3 separate regions of the Homo sapiens genome follow, and all the other regions are linked to region 2. A link is a contact called in ENCODE Hi-C or POLR2A ChIA-PET data. All regions are on one chromosome and are shown on one strand. Each heading gives the region's core, a stretch centred on a gene start or an enhancer-like site at or near the end of the contact. The rest is flanking DNA. Distances are from core to core; before and after follow the strand shown.

Region 1 (2,700 bases), core at 176-2,675, 140 kb before region 2:
ATTTTGTCCTTTTTTAGCATCTTGTTCTGTTTGTGGAAGAACTCTACTTTGATATCACCACACACAGGTAACGGCTGAGGGAACTCAAAATACATGAACTTGTCCTCCCATCGTGTGGGTCCTGAATTGGAGGAATACATCTTCACCTTTAGCTGGCAGACCACAAACTGAGGATTGCAAGTTCCGCCACTGAACATTGGAATAGTTTCAAACATCATCTTGTGAAACAACAGTGCCACTGGTCTATAATCCACATGATTCTTTACCAGGTAGCTATAGTAATACACATAGCGCCTCTGACTGGGAATAGTTACTCCCTTTTTGTCTCTGGTCCTTACTTCCCCATAGAAATCTAGGGCCTCTTGTGCCTTTAAAAATTTGCCCCGATGTAATAAATATGCATAAATCATTATACCAGTTCGTCCCTTTCCAGCTTTACAGTGAATTGCTGCAACATGATTGTCATCTTCACTTAGCCATTGGTCAAGATCTTCACAAAAGGGTTTGATAAGTTCTAGCTGTGGTGGGTTATGGTCTTCAAAAGGATATTGCGCAACTCTGTAATTAGATTTGGCGGTGTCATAATGTCTTTCAGCACAAAGATTGTGTATCTTGTAATGGTTTTTATGCTTTGAATCCAAAAACCTTACTACATCATCAATATTGTTCCTGTATACGCCTTCAAGTCTTTCTGCAGGAAATCCCATAGCAATAATGTTTAGATAAATATAGGTCAAGTCTAAGTCGAATCCATCCTCTTGATATCTCCTTTTGTTTCTGCTAACGATCTCTTTGATGATGGCTGTCCTGTCTGGGAGCCTGTGGCTGAAGAAAAAGGAGGAGAGAGATGGCAGAAGCTGCTGGTGGCGGGGCTCTGCAGGATGGAAATGGCTCTGGACTTGGCGGTAGCTGATGCCCCTCGCTCAGCCGCTGCTTGGCTCTGGACCGCAGCCGGGTAATGGCTGCGGCAGCAGCTGCTGGATGGTGGCAGCTACTGGGCCTGCTTCTCCTCAGCAGCCAGAGGCCTGGCAGCGGCGGCAGCGGAATGGGGAGAAGACGAATAATCCTCCGAACGGCTGCCTCCTCCAGCGGCCTCCGGAGCCCGGGCCACGGGGGGTGCGGCGGCGGCGGACGAGAGGTTTAAAACCGGCCCGGGTCCCTCCATGTGCCGCCGCCGCCGCCGCCGCCGCCGCCGTGTTGGAGGCAGTAGAAGGGGAGAGACCAACTCTCCGGCGTTCCCAGCCCTGGAAATGGTGACAGGCGACTCAGACCCCCTCCCTGGAGCTGCAGCCGCCGGGGCCACCGGGGGCGCCGCCGCCGCCGCTTCTCCCCCCGCTCCAGGAGGGGGAGGTGCCGCCGCCGCCGCGCCTCAGCCGGCTCCCGCCCAAGCCCACGGCTTCCACCTTCCCTTTCAGGAGAAGCCGAGGAAGAGGCTGCACAGTTAGAAAAGACGAAGAAGAAGCGAGAAACGCCGCCGCTGCCGGCGCCGCCCCCGCGGATGCTCACGGGTTGCTGAGAGGGGCTTCAGGCCGGGCCGGGCCGGGCCGCCGCCGCCGCCGCCGTCTCTGTCTCTCATCTCCCTCGCCTGAGCCCGGCCTCGCCTCACAGCGGCTCAACATTCAAACTTCCATCACGGCTGCAGCTTCTGAGAGGAGAGCATCTTCTAGGTTCGTAATCTATGTTGATCTTATGTTAATACCACACTCTGTTGATTATTGCAGCTTTATCGTATGTTTTAAAATTGGCTAGTGTAAGTCTTTTAATTGTGTTTTTCTTTTTCAAAATTGCCTTGACTATTCAAGTCCTAGGTATCACCATATAGGTTTAGGATCAGCTAGTCAATCTCTACAAAAGGTACTACTAGAATTTTGACAAGGATTGCCGTGTACTTATTGATAAATTTGGAGATAATTTCTATCTTAACAATACTGAGTCCTCCATGATCATGGAATGTTTTTTCCATTCTTTTTCATCTTTTAAAACTTATCTCAGCATTTTATATTTTTTCTATGTATAGGTCTTATATTTCTGTTGTTTAATATATTGCAAAGTGCTATTTTCTATACTGCAACTATAAAAATATTTTTCTTAATTTCACTTTTGGATTATTACTAGTATTAGAACACATATGATTTTTGTTATACATACTGTATCCTGACATCTTGCTAAATGGATTTGTTAGTTATAGAAGTTTCTTCGTAGATTTCACAGGAGTTTTGTTTTTGTTTTTGTTTTTCTTACATACAGGATCATGTAGTCGGAGATTAAAAAGAGTTCTACTTTTTCCTTTCCAACCTGGAAGCCTTTTATTGCAATTTCTTATCTGACTGTACTGTCTGATATCTCCAGTGCAAGGTTGAATAAAAGTAGTGAAAACAGACATTGTTACTTTGCTACCAAAATTATAGGCAAAGCATTCAGTCTTTTGAAGCTTTCATGTTTAAGGTGAGTGTTTTTTCATGCCGTTAATCAGGATGAGAAAGTTCAGTCTGTTCATAATTTGTTGAGATTTTATTATGATTGGGTACAGGTTATTTTGTCAAATTTATTTTATTGCATACACTGAGATAATATGATATGTTTTTTATTCTATTAATATGGTATATTACGTTAGTTGATTTTGGATGTCAAGCCAATCTTCCACTGGCAGGATAAATCCCACTTGGTCATAGTATATAATCGTTTTATATATTGCTAAAT
Region 2 (2,731 bases), core at 221-2,720:
GCTATAATCACTCTACTGTACTCCAGCCTGGGCAACAGAGTAAGACCCTGTCTCAATAAAAGGGGTGGGTAGTGGTGGTATCCAGAATACAGCTATGCCTTAAAGTTTTTTTCTTTCAAGTTTCTATGAATCATTAACCATGTGCCAGTCACTACGCTAAATGCTGTACATACATTTAATCATTACAATTGCTTGTGTTGGGTATAATTAATCCCCTTTTACAGAAGCTGATTAAACAGCCGGGTGTGGAGGCATGCACCTGTAGTCCTAGCTACTTGGGAGGCTGAGGTGGGAGAATCGCTTGAACCTGGGAGGCGGAGGTTGCAGTGGGCCATGATCGCGCCACTGTGCTACAGCCTGGGTGACAGAGCAAGACCCTGTCTCAAACAAAACAAAACCAAAAAACAAAAAACTGATGATACAGGGAGAAGTAATGGAACTAGGGTTGGAACCAAGATCTGTCTAGTTCCGAAACTGTGTGTGTAGAACTCTCACAATATTCTGGCTTTTCTAGGAAATGTTTTTTAGGCAGTTATCCTAGGACATGCCTTCCTAGGAGAAAGGAGTACTGTATTCTGAACCACGGGGGGACCAAAGACTGTCCCCACATCTCACTTCGGTTATGATTATCTCGAAAGTCCCTCAGTTCCAGGGTGGACATTCAAGCCACAAGCACCTATAGGGAACTTTGACCCCTAAGTTCAACCACAGTAGTTTATTTTACAAATGGCGAAGGCGAAGGGCAGCCTGAGCACTTGCCCCAAATCACAATGAGAAGGGCTAGAGACCCAGTTTGTTATTGTCTTTTTCCTCACAACTTCCTCTTTGTAGTTAAGAAGGGAAGCAGAAGCTGACCTTTTTGTCTCACCCCGTTTCTCACGTGGAACTGCCGCACCCAGGGTGAGTAACGTGCCAAAGGGCACACTTGCCTGTGGGCTGGCCTGCGGGAAGGTCTGTTCCCACCGAAAAGACCCACATTGTCAGCACATCCTAATCAAGTAGCTACTAAGTGGAGGGACCGCAGACTGGGTGTCACGGGGAGGGGCCTGCAGCGACCAGGCCCGTCCCAGGATGGCTGCGGAGGCCCCTGGATCCACAGTGGGGAGGGCCCCGAGAGCCGGGAGACCTGGGTTCCCTTCCCGGGCACGCCTTTGGAACTGCGGCGTCCAGCCGCACAACCGTCACTCTGGGGCCACGGCAATCCCTGCGCCCGCCCTTGGTCCCCGCTGCTTCTGGGATCTTTATGGGCGGGGGACACGCGCCAGCGTCACAAAGCGCCGCGACCGCGCGGGAGACCGAGAGGAGGCGTGGAAACGGGAGGAGGAGGAGGTGGTAGTGGAGGAGAGCCAGGCACGGTGGGGGGAGGGGAGGGAGGGGCACGCGCACGCGCGTCGGGCCGCCAGCCGCTGAGAGCCGCCCAGCACCCGGCGTGCGCCCCTCCTCCCTCTCTCCCTCCCTCCCTCCCTCCCTGCTTCTCGGCTCCGTTGCTCCCGCGGCGCGAGGCGCTCTCGCTCTCCTCCTCCTCCGCCGTCGCCCCTCCCCCCGCGCAGCCCCCGCCGCCACCGCCGCGAGACCCCCGCACGCCGCTCTCCCCCCACCCTCTCCTGCCCCGCGCGCCCTCCGGCCCCTGCGGCCCCCGAAGAGAACGAGAGGGCGAGCGAGCGCGGCGTTCCCGGGCCGGCCCGGCCCCCTCCCTTCACCATCGCCGGCCCTCCGCCGCCTTCCTCCGCTTCCACCTCCTCTCCCCCCCCCCAAGTTGAGGCCCCCTCCGGGGGGGGGAGGCCCGGGACCGGGACCCGTAGCGAATTCTCCTAACTCCCTCGACCTCTCCTCTCGCCCGGCCCGAGTGTGAGGAGAAGGGCCCGGCCCGGCCTGCGTCGTGTGTGAGGAGGACCCCGGGCGGGCCCACGGGCCGTGTGGGGCCTGGTCTGGCCCGCCGGGTGTGTGAAGACCGGGGCCCGGTGCTGCCCGGCCGGAGGGCGAGCGGAGGGGAGGGGCCTGGTCCGGCCCGGCCGGTGCGTGAGGACTGGGGCCCGGGCCCGGCGCCGCCGCCGCCGCCGCCGCCGCGATGGCCCAGCAGCAGATGACCAGCTCGCAGAAGGCCCTGATGCTCGAGCTGAAATCCCTGCAGGAGGAACCGGTGGAGGGCTTCCGGATCACCCTGGTGGACGAGTCCGACCTCTACAACTGGGAGGTGGCCATCTTCGGACCCCCCAACACCCTCTACGAAGGCGGCTACTTCAAGGTACCCTCACCCTCCTCCCGGACCCTGCTTCCGCGGCCGAGGCCTCCGGCTCCCCGCCGCTTTCTGCAGTTCCTGGGACCAGGAGTATGAGCACGGGCGAGTGGAGGGGGCTTCTCACCCGTGCAGCCCCCTCCCCCATCCCTGGAGGCAGGAAGGCCTTGCTCGCCGAGTGCCTTTTCTTTGTCATGGGGGCGGGGGCTCGGGCGGGGGCGGGAGGGCAGGCTGCACCGGGAAATCGGAGAGCCTCTCTGGTTAGGGTAGTGTCTACGGGCGGAGGAGGCCGCCTTTGTTTCCCCCGCTGAGGGTGGGTGGAAAGAGCGGTGGTCTATCTGTGCTTTTTCGTTCTCCGGTCGGAACCCCTCCCTGCGCAGGCTGGAACTGCCCCAGAGGGCAGGGTGACCTGCACCGACTGGATTGGACTTTTCTTTTTTGGGGGGTGGGGGTGGGGGTGGGGTGGGGGAGGGGCACCAGCTTGTCATTTCAGAA
Region 3 (2,778 bases), core at 271-2,770, 130 kb after region 2:
TCTCACATTAATGTTCAAAGAGCTACTTCATACTCATTTTGGTGACTACACAGAAATCTAGTACACATAGGTATCATTTTATAAAACCAGTACTATATTAATGGACTTTTAGGTCAAATCTTATGCTATTAAAAGCAATGCACTAATGAATACATTTGTATGTAAGATATTTTGTGCAAGTACAAGTATACCTGTAGGATCAACTGGTAGGATAAAGTTGCCCCTTCACAGGGTAAATATATTTTGAATTTTGATAAATATTATAAAATTACTGTCCACAGATAGAACACATCCTTTTTAACACACTCTAATATCAAACACTTTTGAATCTCCTGGTTTAATTGGTGGAAAATGGTATTAAAAAATACAAACTAAAATGATACAAATGTGCTAAGTATCATTTCATATACTTAAGTGTTCTTTACTTATAGACTGTTCTTATCTCTTTAGCCAGTTTTTTAACCTGTTTGTTGATCTGCTTTATTTTTACTCTTTTTATATTAAGGAAATTAACTCTTTTTGTCTATGATACAAATTTTGAGTATTTTTTTCATTGTTTGTCTGCCTAATTTGGTGTTTTCTGCCATACCCAGAAAGGTCTCCCTCACACAGAACAACAAAAAAATTCTCCTGTGTTTTCTCTATTATAGTTCTAGATTCACTATTTATGTTTAACTATCTGACCCACTGGCATTTTGGCATAGAGATCCAACTTCATTTTTCAAACGGTTTTAATAAAGCGTTTTTTCACTACTGATTTGAAAAGCCAGTTCTACCATATGGGACAGAGGTTGGCCCTCTTTTTCTCTATGGGGCCAGATAGTACAACAACCTAATATTTTAGCCTTTGTGTCTCATCACGTTGCCCAGGCTGGTCTCGAACTCCTGCTCAAGCAATCCTCCTCCTTCTGCCTCCCCAAGTGCTGGGATTACATGAGCCACTGTGCCCAGCTAGCTGAGTGTCAACAGAATTTAATTTAAAAAAAAACAAATGGCAGAGCTGGTTTAGGCGCATTCATTTTTGAACTTGGTATTATAGGCATGCACCAAACACACAGGTTTTATAAAGAATATGGGAATAGCATGGTTCTATCTAAAAAGTCCTATCACTCACTAGTTATGTGTGCAGAAAAAGTTAATATAGGGACCTACAATTCCTCTCAAAAAGGCCTGCTTGATGACTGGACCTTGGCTAATGTCTGAGAATTTGGACTGCTGGTATGTACTTGGCAAAGGGTGCCAACACACTAACCTATTAAGAGTGGCTCACTGTGCTAAGAATGTCTGTATAAACAATGTGGTTTATGCTCAACATCTGCTTTCCTTCTAGGAATCTGTAATTTTGCTATGTGCTATAGCAAAAAATGTAGGCACAGGGTACCTACATTTCTTGCCCCAGCAAAAACTTTGGGCACTGAGTCTCTAATGATTTCCCTTGGTAGACATCGCTTCAAACCCCGGAGTGGTCTCATGTACTTCCAACACAGTAAGTCATTTCACAGAACAGAGGAATATGCTTCCCTGTCTCTCTATATGCCCTAACCATAAACCAGCCCACATGGCCAGCTCCACAATGAATGAAATCCCCTGCTATTCCTTAATACAGTGTGGCATGTGAGTGCTGGTGGGGAATGGTGGCTTAATGTCACAATTTCTGTGGGAGTTTAGTTTAGAAAACATCCAGTCTACACATGGGACCTTTACAATACAAACCACGGAATGTAAAGGTTGATGAAATCATAGTTGATACTTCAAAATGTTAGAATGAGAAAGCATGAGAGTGTGATAGTTAAAATACTGTCCAGGCCGGGCGTGGTGGCTCACACCTGTGATCTCAGCACTTTTGGAGGCCGAGGTGGGCAGATCACCTTAGTCCAGGAGTTCCAGACCAGCCTGGGCAACATGGCAAACCCCTGTCACATTAAAAAAATACAAAAAAATCAGCCAGGAGTGACGGCATGTGCCTATAGTCCCACCTACTAGAGAGGCTGAGGTGGGAGGATGGACTGAGCCTGGGAGGTCAAGATGGCAGTGACGCGTTACTGTGCCACTGTACTCCAGCCTGTGCAACAGAGCAAGATCCTGACTCAAAAAAAAAAAAAATAAAATAATAGAGTAAAATATTGTCTAGGCTGGATACAGTGGTGCACATCTATAATCCCAGTTACTCAGAAGGCTGAGATTAAAAGACTGCTTGAGGCCAGGAGGTGGAGATCAGCCTACGCAGCACAGGAAGACCCCATCTCAAAAAAAAAAAAAAAAAAAAAAGTCTTAAAATGTTTTCCACATTCTATGTTCTATCACCACCCTCTTCTAAGAGAGCTCAGAAAATTCTGTCCATGCATTTACACAAAGTGTTAGATGTTCATATTTGCATGCTTTTACCATACTTTTCAAGGCATGTACTACCACCACAATTACTACCAACAATAATGAAACTATCAAGAACAACAACAAAAACAAATAAATGCAAGTATTGTATAACAAAGGAAGACTGATTTAACTGAGAAACTGCAAGAGTTCTACTAAAAAGAAACATCTCTGGACAAATTCCACATTAGTCTTCACAAGTCAACACACTCTGCCAAAGCTTGAAACGTCCTCAGTAGGGGCAAACCCACAAACAATGTATACCTACCAAGATGACTGAGGACTGAGGACTGGGATGTTGGGGGCTTGAGGTCCCAAGAAGTAGTAGTTGTAGGGTGACTTGTACTATTCTGCTGTGTACTTGGGGTGGTGGTAAACTGGCCCAAACTCGGAGCTTTCAACTGGTCC

Evidence for each region. Hi-C counts contacts between places; a loop is a spot of excess contacts on that map. ChIA-PET counts read pairs that join two places held with the same protein, here RNA polymerase II (POLR2A). Pooled maps may share reads with other maps.
Region 1: a loop to region 2 is called in a pooled map, with 9 times the contacts of the local background. The contact joins the promoter of PTENP1-AS here to the promoter of UBE2R2 in region 2. A Hi-C loop is called at or near these places in 2 of 50 pooled maps. POLR2A ChIA-PET finds 5 or more read pairs at or near these places in 3 of 52 experiments (H1, Panc1 and activated CD4-positive, alpha-beta T cell).
Region 3: a pooled map shows a loop between it and region 2 (2.4-fold over the local background). The contact joins the enhancer-like site here to the promoter of UBE2R2 in region 2. A Hi-C loop is called at or near these places in 4 of 50 pooled maps. POLR2A ChIA-PET finds 5 or more read pairs at or near these places in 5 of 52 experiments (AG04450, GM12878, H1 and 2 more).

Annotation. Positions count from the first base shown.
Region 1 is chr9:33,675,843-33,678,542 of GRCh38, forward strand. PTENP1-AS (PTENP1 antisense RNA) reads left to right here and starts at 1,426. Exons shown (of 4, transcript NR_103745.2): 1 at 1,426-1,667; 2 at 2,248-2,445. It also overlaps the pseudogene PTENP1.
Region 2 is chr9:33,815,690-33,818,420 of GRCh38, forward strand. It overlaps UBE2R2 (ubiquitin conjugating enzyme E2 R2), which reads left to right and starts at 1,471. Exons shown (of 5, transcript NM_017811.4): 1 at 1,471-2,245. The coding sequence starts at 2,069. The region is part of intron 1 of UBE2R2-AS1 (UBE2R2 antisense RNA 1); the gene reads right to left. RefSeq lists an enhancer at 981-1,070 and silencers at 1,361-1,460, 1,641-1,850, 1,921-2,090.
Region 3 is chr9:33,945,736-33,948,513 of GRCh38, forward strand. It overlaps UBAP2 (ubiquitin associated protein 2), which reads right to left. Exons shown (of 29, transcript NM_001370062.2): 13 at 2,639-2,778. Among named protein-coding and RNA genes, the nearest start is that of SNORD121A, 5.7 kb to the right of the region's middle. Within about 2 kb of position 1,521, at least 3 of the 41 ENCODE cell types and tissues checked have a DNase peak (open chromatin) inside an H3K27ac peak, as active enhancers do.